2 separate regions of the Homo sapiens genome follow, and region 2 is linked to region 1. The links are chromatin loops, found by intact Hi-C in ENCODE. Cell type or tissue: IMR-90. All regions are shown on one strand.

Region 1 (8,000 bases):
ACTGGGGGAGACAGAATAAATAAATACATGGAATGGGTGTGTAGTAGGGCTGAGAGGGGCCCATGGGATCGTGCACGACTTGGTGGGCCACATTAAAAGCTTTGGGTTTTATTTGCCTGAGATGGGAAGTTATAAAGAGATGACAAGATTGAGCACCCATTTTGGGGTCAGAGTAGCTCTGTCAGGGCCGGCTACCTGGTCCGTATCCAGTGGTTAATAAATTATTGGTTGTGTTTGTTGTTACCCATCATCCTGTCTACAGGAAAGCCGTTCTGGGAGAGGGTATGAGAAATGATCTTGACAAGGAAAGTGGGGTCCTCAGAAAAGGGAACCACATTTCCCTTAGCATGACAAAGGCGTGTCCAGGAACAGTGGTGGTGACACACACCATTTTCCACCTGGCGGGACAGCACGCCCCACGCCTCGTGATGCTGAATTGGCTGATTTGTGTTCTGACCCATCAGTCGATCCTCTGCCTGGCGACATCTCCGTTGTCCTCTCTCGCATTCTCTGTAGCATAAGTGAGCTTGTTGGCTAAACGGGGTGTTTGTGTATTGCTGTTTTCCCTCTGCAGTGTTTGAGAACAAAGATAAGATTGTGATCATCATGGAATATGCCAGCAAAGGGGAGCTGTACGATTACATCAGTGAGCGGCGACGCCTCAGTGAGAGGGAGACCCGGCACTTCTTCCGGCAGATCGTCTCTGCTGTGCACTATTGTCACAAGGTATGGCTGCGCCTGGCCCGCAGCTTTGGCCGTAGATGGTTTTTATGGCACTGCATGATTTTTTTCCTATTATAAAAGTGATATCTGTTCATGGGAGCATGTATGGAGAATTTATGAACTAGAAAGAAGAAAATTACCATCACCCGTGATTCTGGAATCCAGGGATAATCTATTTTTGACATTTTTGCTTGTTTCCTTTCAGTCTTCTTCCTCCTCCTTCTCACATTTATTTTTTTATGTAAACTTTTAATTTTGAATAATTTTAGATTTACAGGAAAGTTTCAAAGGTAGTACAGAGAGTTCCTATCTATGCCTTTCTTAGTTTACCCTAATATTAACATCTTACATTTCTGTGGTACATTTGTCAAAATGGAGACACCAATGACCTTTTTCTGTTCCAGCATCCAATCTAGGGTACCACGGTGGATTCATTTTTACATCGTTTGTGTCATGCTTTTTTACTTAATACTTTAATCTAAATATTTTCCTATATTATTAAAAATTCTTTGTAATTCTTGATTGTTGGACATTGAGACTGTTTCTAATTTCTGATTATGACAAATAGTGATCAGTATCTTTATATATGAATATTTTCCTCTCATGTGAATAATTTACTTAAGAGAGATTCCAGAAGTAGAATTACTAGGAGAAATGTTCTTGAAACCTTTCTATGCTCTTGGTGCCTTTTCTTGCATAGGTTACCTACATGCACGGATGTGCTCAGAAGATGGCCGCAGACAGGCTCATGCCTATAATCCAAGCTAGTTGGGAGGCTGAGGGGGGAGGATTGCTTGAGCCCAGGAGTTCAAGACCAGCCAGGGCAACATAGCAAGATCCATCTTTAAAATTTTTTTTAAAAAGTAGCCAGGCATGAGGTTGCGCACCTGTAGTCCCAGCTGTTTGGGAGGCTGAGACAGGAGGATCCCTTGAGCACAGCAGTTTGGGGCTGTAGTGAGCTATGATGGTGCCACTGCTCTCCAGCCTGGATGACAAAGTGAGACCCCATCTCCAAAATAATAATAATAACAATAATAATATAGCCACAGTAGAGCCACTCTTGGTTTCTGGAAAAGGCATAAAGTACACAGATAACTACAAGCCATGTCTCAGCCATTATTGTTATTCATCACTTTGGCCATGAATTTCATCTCATTCAGACTTTCTCCAGATCTGTCACACCCTAAACAGTCATTTACTTTGAGGATAACGTGACTTGAGTCCAACAGGGCATCCAAAACAGAGTCAACTTCTTCATATAAATGATCTCAACATGGGGCCTCCTGGTTTGTTAAATATTATGTTTAATTGAGAGTGGCTCTGTAAGTAATTAGAGAACAGTTACTCAAATCTAAAACCCTTAACTCATGTGAACATTATTTGACCTCTCTTTGTTGACTCAAAATGTGCTCATGATTTGAATCGTATAATATTTTGTATTTCATCATGAGGTATCATTGTAAATCACCACAGAGGTGATATTTTTGATATTGGAAGTGTGTGAACACTTGGATTCTGTATGAATGAGGCTTTATTAGACTCATTCCATCTTATTACAAAAACCAGGAATGCAGCAATGTAAACCAAACTGCTCCTGATGTTTAAAATTAATGGAATCAGGTGTCTTGTAGTCCACATCTTTCTTCTAACAGACTCGGTTTTGTGCATTTCTGAATTCAGAAGACCTCATTGCAGGCTTGAATTAGAAAAAGATTAGTAGAAATACATGTTTTCATTTCTCCCTCTGAGCAGTGCTTTTGGAGATATTAAGAATGGTCAAATGAAAAGGAAAATAAACAAGAAAGAACCACCCATAAACATGCCTGTTGGTTTGCTCAAAAGAGCAGCTTCGATTGCAGATGTCCTTTATGCTGAATGATGTTCAGAATCATTCAATGTCCCCTGTTACTTGTCCACTCACCCCAAAATAGCCAGTTCTTTCGGGCCCACTGCTCTTCCCATGCCCACCCACCCCCTAAAAAGATAATCGGGTCTTAAAAAAGAATGAAGAAGGCTAGTGTTTACTGCTGTGTAGACCGACAGCCTATTGGCTGATGACTGCTTTTCACGTTTCAGCTGGCTGGCTGCTGGTCATTGAAGTTCAGCCTCCAGCCTTGCCAGAGTTTGCCTGAATGGAAAGGTCAGGCAGGATGGCAGCCACCTGCTTTGGTCAGGCCAGTGGTCCCAGTCTCATTGGTCTGCTCTCATGCTTCATCTTTCACCCAGCCCTGAGTCCTGCTGAGCAGAGAGGGACTTTCTGAGTCTTCTCTCCAGGTTGCTTAGGAAATGTTATCCTCAGGACAGATCAAAACAGGTCGGAATAGATTGAGCCAGATGTCTTTCCAGCGTTGAGTAGGCAGGCAGGCACACAGACAGACAGATGAGGAGTGCCTGTGAGCCCCACAATCTTGAGTCCCCAGTAGAGAAATCTGCTTCTTCCCTGGGAATCCCGTCCAGACAGACATTGTTTGCTGCTGCCTGGGATTATATTGCTTTCACACAGTGGAATTACATTCCGACAAAGAATCCCCCTGCTGTTTTACAGGCTCTGGGGGAGAACAGATTCCAGTCATTTTTCCCTTAACCACACAGCAAGTGACTAATGCTCTCCTGTCGCTGGTTGGTCGCTGGCGGGGGAGCGTCAAGACAGTGAGAGCAGCCTGAAGGATGGAGGTGAAGACCACCGGGCTGGTGCATTTCTTTAATCTGTCAGACATTTCCCTTTGCTCACCCTCCTCCTTCCTCTTTCTCTCTTGTTCTCATCCCAGCCGCTCCCATTCAATTCCCTCTTTGTCTTCTCATTTCAGAACGGTGTGGTCCACCGGGACTTGAAGCTGGAAAATATACTGCTCGATGACAACTGCAATATTAAGGTAAAGCCCTTGCGTCGTCGATTGATATGCAGGGCCTGGGTCTTGCAGCCGGATGGAGGCTTAACCTGCTCCAAGCCGCAGCCTGGAAATAAGGCAGCCACTTCCTACCTGGCAGGCTGGTGGGGAAGAGTCTCTTTGCTTGAGCTCCAAGTCCAGTTCAAACAATTAAATGCGACAAGCAGTTATTGATCTCCTACTATATGCCGGGCATTGTTCTTCCTCCCTGGGTAAGATGAGATGACTGAGATACAGTGTCTCTCCTCAGGAAGCTCATAGTCTAAAATCATCACCATAACAATACTTTTAGCAACCAATACATATTTCATATGTATTTTATATTTTTGCCTGCTATCACTTAAATTCAATCTTTACAACAACTCTACAAGGTAGGTACTGTTATTTACATAATTTCACAGATAGGGAAACTGAGGCACAGAAAAACTAAGTAATTTGCCCAAGGTAATCCAGTGGTAAAGAGTAGAGTTGGGATTTGAACCCATGTCTGTCTGATTTCACGAGCCCAAATTCAAGTCGCTTTGCTTGATTTGCTAGCAGGATCCTAAATTATTTTAGAGCTGGAACTCTTTGCCTGGCTATTTCTTTGTCACTCTCCACCCTGTCTCCTACTTCTCCCTCTCCACCTTCCCACCCCTGAAACCAGCCATAGACCTGGGAAGCTGACTAAAATGGGGATGGTGCTTGCTGTTGGGAAATAGCAAGTGCTGGAGTTTACTTGCACGGAGAGTATTATTGCTGGCTGCTGCTGGAGCTGGAGAAAGTTCTCCTGGCCCACAGGGTTCAAGTGCCTCCCAGGGAGCCCTCTGAATGTCCTTTTGACCACGTCTACAAAATAAGCAAATACGGTTTCAAAATAAACGGAGCTCGCTGCATGGGTTTCATTATGAAACGGCCTTAGTACTCCCGGCACCAGCAGGAGCCCTCCAATTGGCCGCTGGTGACGTTAGTGGCTTATCCCTGGTCCCTGGGCAAAGCATGGGAATGATTTTTTTGTTGTTGCTGCTATCAGTGGAGGAGCGTGTGATGAGACTTGTTTCCTTGCTTGGAAGGATGGAGTTGCTTTGGTGTTGGGATTCTCTGTACAGATCATGGCAGCAACCATTAGTCACCATCATCCTTTGAGAGGCCCCTGGAAGCCATGACCCAGTGACCTCTTGCTCTTGCAGAGTGTTTGACCGTAGTCACATGTAGTCTATAGAATAAGCAGGAAATAGTTGGTCAAAGTAGTTCTCCATGGGAATAGGAAGTGGAATCGCAGGGTCTATTTCTGGCAAAGTGGTTGGATTATTCTAGAAGGAGCACTGGTTGTAGAGTTAGGAAATTCCGGGCTGTATGGCTTACTAGCTTCTTGACACTGGGAAAACCACTTAACCCTGTTTCCTCAGCTGTAAAACGGGGTAACAGTACTACTCACAGGCCTGCTTAGAGCAGTGAATGAGACACTCTGTGTTTAGTTTTGTAAACTGCTAAGCACTCGTGTCCAAATGAGTCAAAGTTAAAAGCAGTGGCTTTGGAGTTAGATATTTCAACCCTGCCCCTTAGTAATGGCAGGATTTGGGGTAAGTTTCTTGATGATTTAGGCTTTAGTTTCCTCATCTGTCAAGAGTTGCCAGTTCCTGTCTCTGCAGATTATTGTTTATTTGTTCATTTTTGTTTCAAGGAGTATTTTCTGAACTGTTACTGTGTGCAATGCCCTGTGCCCAGTCCTGGAGAGTCAATAATAAACGTGAAGATTTTAGACAATACTACAATCAAAGCAATTCATGCTTAACTGTTACTATACTGGGAGCCTTCTTAAGTGGCTGGCCACTGGAGAGGGAATTGAACCGGAAGTCAGCTGCTCTGAAGGTGCCTACCTAGGTCCTGGGGAGTGGTGGTCAGGCCATGGCTGAAAAATTGGTCTTGGTTTGAGGGCCACCACATTTTTCTAAGGGTTTGTGTCATCAACCTTATTGACTTCCTCTCCAGATCCTTCCTGCCACCTGCCCCCAGAGCTCTCAAAACTAAATGTCATCTTTACAAGGCCTGGAATGTAAGCCTCTTGCCTAGGGGTTGGGTTCTATGGTGCAGTGTGACCTCTTGGTCCCATGATGTATTCCCAGAAGTGATAAGACACATAGCTTTCTATGAAATCATGTAATTCCCTAATGGAGGAAAAGAATGATTAGAATTCTGAAAGCAATTGTGCAGGGAAACAGTGAGGCAGGAGCCCAGGAGAATGGCTTCATTTGTGTAAGCAAAAGGGCAATGATGTTGGGCCTGACAGTTCCCCTGCACCAAGTTCTTCAACCTAGGGTGCCTGTGCATGATGGAGGGAAAGAGCACACACACAAAGCAGTATTATCAATTAAGGCTTAGGCATATACCTTTCCTTAAGAATTTCTAATCCTGGCATTTCCCAAGGTAAAGCACGGGTGTGCATGCACACATACGTCCCAAAGAGAAACCAGATCTTCCCATTATCAACACTTTTAAATTCCTTTCCTCTTTGTTCAAGGAATCCTACTTAGGTCTGAGAATCCTACATCTTTAAAGAACTTTGGGAGTCATTTTTCCAACCCCTTGTTTTAATGATTAGACCCAGAAAGTCTAGAGGATAATGCCCACGATCACACAGTGAATCAGTCTGGACTAAATTATTGTGTCTTTGCTTCCCCAGAGTGTAGACTAGTGCTTGGCACACAGTAGGTACTTCAAAATGGTTTGATTTTGGAATAAAGGAATGATGAGCCAGGATTAGAACTCATGTGTTTGACTTCCAGGCAAATTATCTTTTCATCATCTCCCATCCACTTCCAAGGTTTTAAAAAAATGTGATTCAGCTGGTCTTGATTTGTCTTCTGGTGGTATATTCTCAACTCTTCCTGACTCAGCATTTTGCTGAAACATATTTAGAAAGGACCCATGCTGGCAAAGGCAGGCAGATACATGGCCACAAGCCGGCCTCTGTGCTCAAGAGAGCCCCTGCCATCCGTGTCTGGACCTGGGGGACCACAGACACACGAGCCACGAACCAGCGGGACATGAGCAGCAAGATCCTCTCTTGGAGCCCCCTCTGGTGCTTCTCTAAATGTGGATCCATTTTCCACGTTTCAAGGGTGGAGGACTTTGGCCTAGGAAGCCTATATAAATGCTACTGGTTTAAACTTGTCACATGTCGCTGCAGTGGTGGGGAGAGCCATGTAGCTCATTCCTCTCCCCTTCCCTGCCTGATGTTGATTTGCAGAGCACACATCTGGCATTGGAAATTATTTATCTGGCACTGCGAGAGGGTGTGGTTTCTAAAAATATTCACACAGTCGGTCAGCAGAAAGAATGAGAGCAATGTGCTGCTTTGGGCTGCATTCCGTACTCTGGAAGCATGTCTACTAAAATAGACACCAAGCACAGCACTAATTTGCAATTAATAAAAAACGGGCCAAATTCACAGCCCACTCTCTGGGAGAATGGAATGCTGACAATTCCCATAGAAGGCTCCTGTAAAAATGTCTTACAATGAGAAGAGGTCCAGGCACCAGGGTCAGCCGACCTCCTCCAAGAGGGCTGGGAATCTGGTGAGCTCCCAGGGCTCAGAGTAGAGGGGCATAGGGGAAATGGCCTGCTGCCCCTTAAGACAATGGAAGCGCGGCTGCTGTGGATAAGAAAAGAAGCTTTGAATGGCCAGGGCCAAGATGAGATAGAAACCTCTGAAGCTTAATAAGACCAAGTGGGGCAGCTGAGAGTCAGCCTCTGGGCTTTGATGATATGAATGGGAGAGCTCTGTGTTCATGCATGAATTAATCAATTCATGTGTTGTGTGTATATATCCACGCATACCTGCATTCACTCATCCATTCCTGCATTTATTCACTGAGGAATTGAACGTCTTTTCTGGGCAATATTTATTTGATCAGAAATATTCATTAAGGTCCTACTGTGTACTTGACCCTGTGCTGGGGATTTAATAGTGAACTAGATGGCCAAATTTCTGTCTTGGAACTCAGGATCTCGCAGTTGTTAAACTAGCAGTGATAATGAGCCGTGAGGAGGATACAGAAGTCAGTGAAGAAGAGAAGGTACCTGCTCTAGTGAGCTTAAAATTCCAGTTGGAGACACAGCAGTAAACAAATAAACACATAATGTAATTGGCTGGCAGTGAAGAAAATCCATGCAGGATGAGAATGAAGAATAGAGTTGCTCTTTTACCTAGAGTGGTCAGGGAAGGCCCCTGGTATAGGACTTGAATTCCTGTCATCCACCAAGCTCTCTCTGGCTTCTTGACCTTGGCACACATGGTTCACACTGTCTGGAATGCTCTGCTCATTCCTTTTTGCCTGCTCCTTCTTTGGGGTCTCTGCTTGACTGCCTCTTCTTCCAGGAAGCCTTCCCTGATCCTTCTCCCTTGGC
Region 2 (8,000 bases), 99 kb after region 1:
TTTGAGGAAGAACAACCCACAAAATGCTACCTTCCTAGAAAAATTATAAAGTAAATTTTCTCTCCACATTGTCTTCTCAAAAGGTGAGCAGAGAGATACTCTATAGGGCTGTGCCACCCAGTGTCCATGTGAGGGGCTCATATCAAGACTTTGGGACCTTAGTACAATGTCTGGCTTCTCCTGAACCCATCCTACTCTAGGCCTGGTCAGCAGCCTAACCCTCGTGAATGCCACCATCTGCCCTGTGAACGCCACCATCTTCCCCCAGACTACAGCTATCAGCCATGTAGTGCCAAAGAGCAAAGGGAAATCCCTCTGTGAGTCTCCTAGAGTGTGAAGAACACTGTGGAGGCAGAAGTAGCATCAATGTAGGAGTCTCTGTGAGGGCCGTGCAAGTGCCCAGTTCTGGGACCTGGAGAAAGATTACATTTCCCAGCCTCCTTTGCAGTTGTAGTGTGGCCCTGTGACTGGATTCTGGCCAGTGGAATGTGAGTAGGAGTGATCTAATGATGTAGATGAGTCTAATGATGTCTGATGCTGAGTGGAAAGTCAGACTTATGCAATGTTGCATAAGCTCACCAGGCAGTTATCTTATAAATGCTTCCTTGGGAGATGTCAGGGGAGATGGCTGTGGAGAGTGATACATCTAGCAGGGGCAAGATGGACATTTCGCAGGAGCATTCTTAAGGACAGATAAGATATTTGTGGTAAATGGTTACAGTAATGGCCTCAGATGAATCCCTCCTTTTGGTATCTGTGCCCTTGTGTGTGGTCTCCTCCCGCATTGACTTGGGACTTGGCTGTGTGACTTGCTTTGGCCAATGGGCTGTCAACAATCATAATACAATCAGAGGCTGGGGAAGTGCTTTTCCCTGGGGCTTACTGTCATGGAACACAGGCTTCCGAGCCATCCCAGCTGAGCCCAGTCCACAGCAACCAGGTAACTGCGCTGTGTGAGAGAGCCCAGGTGAAACCAGCAGAAGAACCACCTGGCCAGCCCACAGAGCTGTGGAAAATAAAATTGTTTGAAACCACTAAGCTCTGGGACAGATCACTGATACAATATCTTATTCATGTTTGTTTTCCCTAGAGCCAACTATGCTGCCTAGCACATAATCTGCCTTCAACACATTTTCATTGAGATAAACTTTATCACCCCAACAACCCTATCAGATAAATATTACTATCAGTTTCTATTTATTTTTAATTATAGGAGCCACAGAAACTCTTACTCATCTCAAGCCTGTGTGCTGAGGGGAACCACCTGATTATCCTCATTCTTACAGAGGATGTAATCAAGGCCCAGGGAGATGCCACAACTTACATAAGGTCACCACAGCTGACTTTTTTTTTTTTTTGAGACAGGGTCTCACTCTGTCACCAGGCTGGAGTGCAGTGGCATGATCATGGCTCACTGCAGCCTTAACCTCCTGGGCTCAAGTGATCCCCCTGCCTCAGCCTTCTAAGTAGTTGAGGCCACAGGCGTGCATCTCCATGCCAGCTAACTTTTTTTTTAAATAGAAAAGAGGGTCTCCCTATGTTGCCCAGGCTGGTCTCAAACTCCTGGGCTGAAGCAATCCTCCTGCCTTGGCCTCCCAAAGGGCTGGGATTATAGGCATTAGCCACCACACCCAACAAACCACAGCAGACTTTGATCACCTAAATTATGTGTCCCTCCTCTATTCTTGGGGGTGGGGAGGGGACAGAGTCTCACTCTGTCGCCCAGGCTGGAGTGAAGTGGCATGATCTTGGCTGAATGCAACCTCCACTTCCTGGGTTCAAGTGATTCTCCTGCCTCAGCCTCTCCAGTACTTGGAATTACAGGCACCTGCCACCACACCTGGCTAATTTTTGTATTTTTAGTAGAGATGTGGTTTTACCATGTTGGCCAGGCTGGTCACGAACTGTACCTCTTCTTATCTTCGCTATTTATTGAGTGCTTACAGTGTGACTACCACCAAGCACTTTATGTATATTGTAGCACTTTTTTTCCTTACAAAAACCACATGAAGTGGGCACTATTATCATCTCATTTTACAGATAGGCAAACTGAGGATCAAGAAGGATCTGTGCCTGGCCACCCAGAGCTGAGCTGTAATCCCAGGTCTGTCCAACTCTTTACTCATGCTCTTCACTTGATGCGACATCACAGACACGTGAGGCTTAGGTTCTAAAATCAGTGCATGGAGCAAAATTCACACACGATGAAAAGTATCCTTGAAAATCTCGTAAGTCTCCTTTAAAGTAAAGTGCGTATCATTTTATTTAGTAATAGATATGTAAAAATGTGTAATATATTTCAGGGCTCTATCACATTGAAAAAATGGATTTCAACACAAGAATCACACTGTGGCATAGTCTGGCTGGATGCTCACAAATTCCATTTGTTTTCTTCTGGGACTCACAGAAAGATTTCCTTTCCTTTTGCAGTTAAACTGGGGCTGGGTGACTGGGCTCTGGCCAATGGAATATGGATAGGAATGATCAAAGTCACTTCTAGGCTTGTCCTTAAATACTTCCGTGATCCTATAGTTCAGAAGCTGGCAAACTATGACCCACTGCCTGTTTTTGTAAATAAAGTTTTATTGTAACATTGTCACGCTCATTGATTTACATACAGCCTATGGCTGTTTTCATGTGCAATAGCAGAGTAGTAGTTGTGACAGTGATGGCATGAACTACCAAGCCTAAATTATTTACTACAAGATGGTCAACCCCTCCTCCAGTACTCTTGTGGTGGATGCTTTGATGGTCACCTGGGTCTCCCTTTAGTGATGAAAAAGTTATTTCCTCATTTGTAGGGAGTGCTGCTGGAAGATGGTCCTCTTCTGCATCCAATGACTTATCAACATAAAGGTTTAATGGCATCATCACCTGGCTCTGACTCAGAACAACTGTGAAAGGCCACCTAGCTCCATAGTTCCCAGAGAGCTGGAAGAAACCATTTTGGGGGATTGCGTGGCAACTCAACCTTTCCCTCTACCCAGTTTTGCATCCTTATCTCCCTTCCACAAGCATTAATCCCCAAAGAACTCCCTAATGAAAGTCCTGCACTCTGACCTCCATCTCAAAGTCTGCTTCTGGGGAATCTGATGAGCGGCAGCTCTCATCCCCTTCCAGGGTGTTTGATAGGGCAGTGTCGCAGATGGAAGGTCTTGGGTCCTCTGAGTACTGCTCAGAGCACAGCCACCAAGAAGAGCCTCTGAATTCACTTCACAGTGTAAGAGGGGGCAGACTATCAGCTTTTATTGTGTTATGCCACTTAGATTTTGGCATTGTTTGTTCCAACAGCTAGTTCTACTTATTTTGATAAACACAGTCATGTGGGGGATAACAATGTCTGGGTCAACAACAAACCGCATGTATGATGATTGTCCCATAAGATTATAATACCGTATTTTTGCAGTACCTTTTCTATGTTTAAATATGTTTAGATACACAAATACTTCTCATTGTGTACAATTGCCTACAGCATTTGGTACCGTCACATGCTATACAGATTAGCAGCCTGGGAGCAATAGGCTAGACCATACAGCCTAGGTATGTAGTAGGCTCTACCATCTAGGTTTGTGTAAGTGCACTCTATCATATATGCATGGCGATGAGTGTGCCAAACGCCCCATTTCTCAGAATGTATCCCCATCATTAAACAACACGACAGTATACTCAGCCAGGCAAGCTACTGATGCAGCGAGAGGCTTGCAGGAACCGAGACTTAACCGTGAGAACCACAGATTCACACACACCATCTCATACTCACTATAGCATCTGCCCTGTGAGTGGGATGGAAGTTCAGGTCACTCAGTCCATGCCCATTATATTGTTCTCTTTCAGTCTGTTTTGTTTTCTGTCTCTCTCAGCACATGGAGCAGAATTCTCTTGTCAAATATAGGCATGATGTGATTGCACCTCTATCCCTGTTTGAGCCCTGACCATCAAAGTAACTTCGAGCAACTTGCATTCTGCAATGGTTGAAGAATGTAGTGTGTGGACGTCTGAGAGGAGGATAAGTGGGGCATCAAATCAAGCCCAGATGTCAGTCTCCCCAACTCCAGCTGTTGGTTGGGACAGAACTCAGAGGAAGAGCCCTCAGTGGGGGTTCCTAGGAGCTGAACAACCCTACTGCTGGCTACCCGCTGGGCGTGGCTGCACTTGTGTCAGCCCCAGTGTAAGAGCATCTGCAGAGGCAGCTGAAGCCCAGCAAGGTCTTTTGTCCCCCACTCCCTCAAAGTCATCCTAGGACACAGGTGTGCATCCCTCACAGCTGACCGACTGAAGATGAATCAGCTTCCCTGAAAGACGTGCCCCACAGGAGTGTGTCAGCTGAAACTCATCTGAAGGAGCCTGATTCCCTCCCTGACCACAGCTAATGAAAATGTTTGGCTCGCCTGGAGAAGAATCTGTGTTATTCTTTAAAGGAACAATGCTAACCACAGATGTACAGCATCTGGCATGTGGCAGATGTTTCCCTGAGTGAGAGGAACAGCAACTGGACCAGCCAGTTCATGAGATACCTTTGGGTCTAGGCATGTATTTTCCTGATTTCAGCTCTGGATTTTGCTTCTCAAAAGTTCAGGGGAAGTCCAAATGCCTCTTCCTATCACATGATATTTTCATAATATGCTCCCTGGCCTCTTATCTTCTATGATTCTCAATGTATATGCTTGAGAAAAAGACCCATACCCTTGTCCCTAGGTCCTTGCTCTTGCTGTTCTCCATGTTTGTTCCGCCATTTCTCTTTTTTATGAGTCAATTTGTTAGGGCTCTTTCCACCGCAAATGAAAGAAACCCAATTTGGACTGGCTTTAAGCAAAAAGCAAAACCGCAAAAAGCAATCCCCAAGCTACAGTTATTGAGTAAAATGTAACTTAAAAATCCAGGACCATTTGACATCAAAGTCAGGTATTGCTGGATTCAGGGATTCCAGTGATTTTTCTAGGACCTGGTTTTGTCCATTTCTCCATGTCTAGACTATGTTTTCTTCCTTATTGGCTTCAGTTTCAGGCAGGCACTGGATGATCTGTCCCTGGCTGCTTCAGGCTACCAGGTTAGCAACTTTATAGAAAGAGATTGCTTCTTTTGCAATAGTCCTGGGGATGGGACTGATTAGGCCATCTTGGGACACAAACATGTTCATCCATGAGCTAATCACAGTAGTCAAGGGGATGAGATTCCCATGATTTTCCATGCCTGGGTTCCCTGCTCATTCTTAGGGCCATGCAATGGGGTCTTTCCCCAAAGGGTATCAGGATCCTATTATGAGAATGAGGGTGAATGGATGTGGCACAAGAAGAATCAACAGATATAATTCATAGTCTGCTTCTCAAGGTCAAGTTCATCTTAGGCCTTTCTGTAACTCTGACCTTCCCATGGAGGTTTTCCTGGTGACCTCAGTCCATGTCCCCTTCTCTGTTCACTGTAGCACTTCATTGATGAATGTAGGATTGTACATACCTCCTCTGCCTTGCTGGTTGTGTCTGGAGGGACTTCCTGGGCAGTAGAGGACATGGAGTGGGATGTGGTTAGAATATGAAAGGCAAAAGTCACCTTGTATTTCCTTTCTTCATTTGAAACACAGTGAAATAAAATGGAAACAAGAAAGCTTTGAATTGGGAAAAAAAATTCAACAGTTAACAGGCAGTTTAGGGTAGGGAAGAAATGGGTCTTGGTAGCAAGGACTGGTGGGTGATACCGCATGTGTATGACTGCTTCTCCACCTCAGGCTCCCCAGTAGCTGCCTCCGCCTTCAGGTAGAATGCCAAGGTTTGCATACTTTGGGGCCAGCTGGGTGCTTATTTCGTCTGTGCAAATCATTGAGCGTTTGGTGGCCAGTGCTTTCTGCCTTATATTTCTCTCACACAACACTGTGTGGCTGGCACTTTGCTGAGTGCCTAATAATTACTCAACAAGTTTTTGTTGAGGGAAATCGTGTTGTGCCTGCCAGCACTCAAGCCGGCAGTCAAGAGGTCTGGGTTGTAATCAAGCCTCTTGACCTTGACCAGGCTAAGTAGCTGTGCAGAAAAGCACTGAGCAGGATACCAGCTATTTTTATCTAGTGTTTCTAGATCACAATAGTTACATTCCGGTTCACTTGCAGTGACCCTGTGACATAACCCAAATGCTGCAGGGTAAGGCTGTCGAGGTCAAATCTAAAGCAAAAATTGGGTATAATCGAAATGTCCCTGGAACCTCCTATAAATCATCCATAAAGTAGAGTTTAAAAAGTTTTCGGATTACAGCCAAATGCAGTAATACTTGTAAATTATGTGGGATGGATATAGTAACACATTGCATATTATTTAGTGAGAGCATATATTCTACAGTGCAATATTGAAGTATACCTTTATGGGTTCAGTACAAGATTCTCACAAACAGGAAGTTAGAGAAGAGCAACTCCGCATATCTGGCTTTGGTATTACTCTGGGGCACAGATGCCTGGAGTGGATTATCAAGCAACATCTTCAGTACTAATTAAATCATTATTTTAAATTGTTATTTTTCTTTCTCTCTCTTTGCTTTTTACTGAATGCAAATGAATGGATTTATGTAAATTAACTGTGCAATGAATTTTCCCTAGTCTTATTCAATTAAAAATGTTGATTATAGATTCAGAAGGTGCCAGGCACTGGGCTGGGTGTGGGGACTTCAGCAATGAATAGAATGGGCGTGGTTTCTGGCCTAACGGAACTTAATAGTCTTTTCAAATTGTTTTACAAATGAAGAAACTGAAGTTCGATAGAGGTAACTGCCAAATATTACACAGCCATTGAAGAGCAGGGCTGGAATTTGAATCCAGATCTTCTGACTTTAACTCTGAACTTTTCCCAGCTACTCTCTGCTGGCTTCCATGGTAAGTCAAGTCACTTCCAAAGTCAAGGCCAGAGGCCTGGAGTTCATTACTAAAGAAAAAGGCCGCTGGGACTGGCCATTTGCCTTGGCACTGGGATTTGGAATTGAGTTCATATTTGCTGTTGAATCGTTCCCTTCAGTAATGGGATAGCTTGGAATGGAATGGTAACGAGAGCCCTGTTTGCTCCAGAGGGCCCACTCCCTGTCCTGCCCACCAGCCATAGTGGTTGACCACCCTCTTTAAGCCCTCTATTGATTACAAAGAGTCAATTTCTTTCTGATGCAAATGGCTGAGCTCAGGGCAGTTAGAGCTGAGCCATGGCCCCTCAAATTACTGCCTTCCGGACTAAATATGTCAGGCAGCCTTCCCGAGGGTCCTTGTCATGGACAAAGAGACTGGTTCCGGGCTTGCATCTCCCTGCTTTGGTATCTGATGTGTGTACATTCCTTCCTCATGTGTACCCGCAAGTGGCCCAAGAACCAGGGTGCCCCCCTCTCCAAAGAGCCCCAGCTCTCTGTGAGCCTCTCAGGCCCCATCCTTGGAGGAGGAGGCTGCCAGCAAGACCCATCCAGAGCTTGCGGTTTGCCCTGGCCCTCAATGTGCTGACCCAGCCCACCACAGGGTGGTGGCGCCAGGCCTGGGCTCCTCCTCAACTGGGCAGAGCCATCTGGATGAGTTAAAGAATCATCTTCATCTTGAAAACAGTGGCAACTCCTGTCCTGTGACCCTGAGCCAGGGCAGATTTTGCATCGTCTGCTCTGTTTCATTAAGGACAAGTTTTCAGGGAGCAGATGCTTGAGTTAGAATTGATTCCTTTCTATTGCTCCTGTCAGAAAGACAGAAATAAAACATTTAATCTAAGGAAAGTTGGCTTCTCACACAGACTTGTGGATTTGCCCTTTGGAGAAATGTCACTAATGGCATTTTAATCATGCTTTATGTGCCTGGAGACCAGTAATGAGAAGAACTTCTTATTTACCAAAGCAACTGCTAGCCCCTTAATGATGGGCTAAGTATCAGCTACTGGCAGGATATGTAGTGGGGAAGTGCTGTGTAATTACCAGGCAAATTCATCATTATTTCTGTCTTATAAACCAGAATATGTGTTAAATAATACTTTAGGGCCACTGAAGGTAATTATGGAGCCCCA

What was found. Hi-C counts contacts between places; a loop is a spot of excess contacts. Peaks named below come from ENCODE experiments on the same cell type or tissue, not always from the same donor. Only the 100,000 strongest peaks of a DNase experiment are listed, where the experiment ranks them.
Region 2: a loop joins it to region 1, with 2.4 times the contacts of the local background. A loop is called at or near these places in 2 of 110 quality-filtered maps.

The regions. Positions count from the first base shown.
Region 1 is chr12:106,079,460-106,087,459 of GRCh38, reverse strand. NUAK1 (NUAK family kinase 1) reads left to right here. Exons shown (of 7, transcript NM_014840.3): 3 at 575-726; 4 at 3,531-3,596. Among named protein-coding and RNA genes, the nearest start is that of NUAK1, 55 kb to the left of the region's middle. RefSeq lists an enhancer at 6,069-6,569. In IMR-90, no CTCF peak of the experiment used is centred here; DNase peaks (open chromatin) are centred at 3,299, 5,049 and 6,879; H3K27ac peaks cover 2,502 bases.
Region 2 is chr12:105,980,171-105,988,170 of GRCh38, reverse strand. No RefSeq gene overlaps it. Among named protein-coding and RNA genes, the nearest start is that of NUAK1, 150 kb to the left of the region's middle. In IMR-90, no CTCF peak of the experiment used is centred here; DNase peaks (open chromatin) are centred at 540, 1,240 and 4,360; H3K27ac peaks cover 1,126 bases.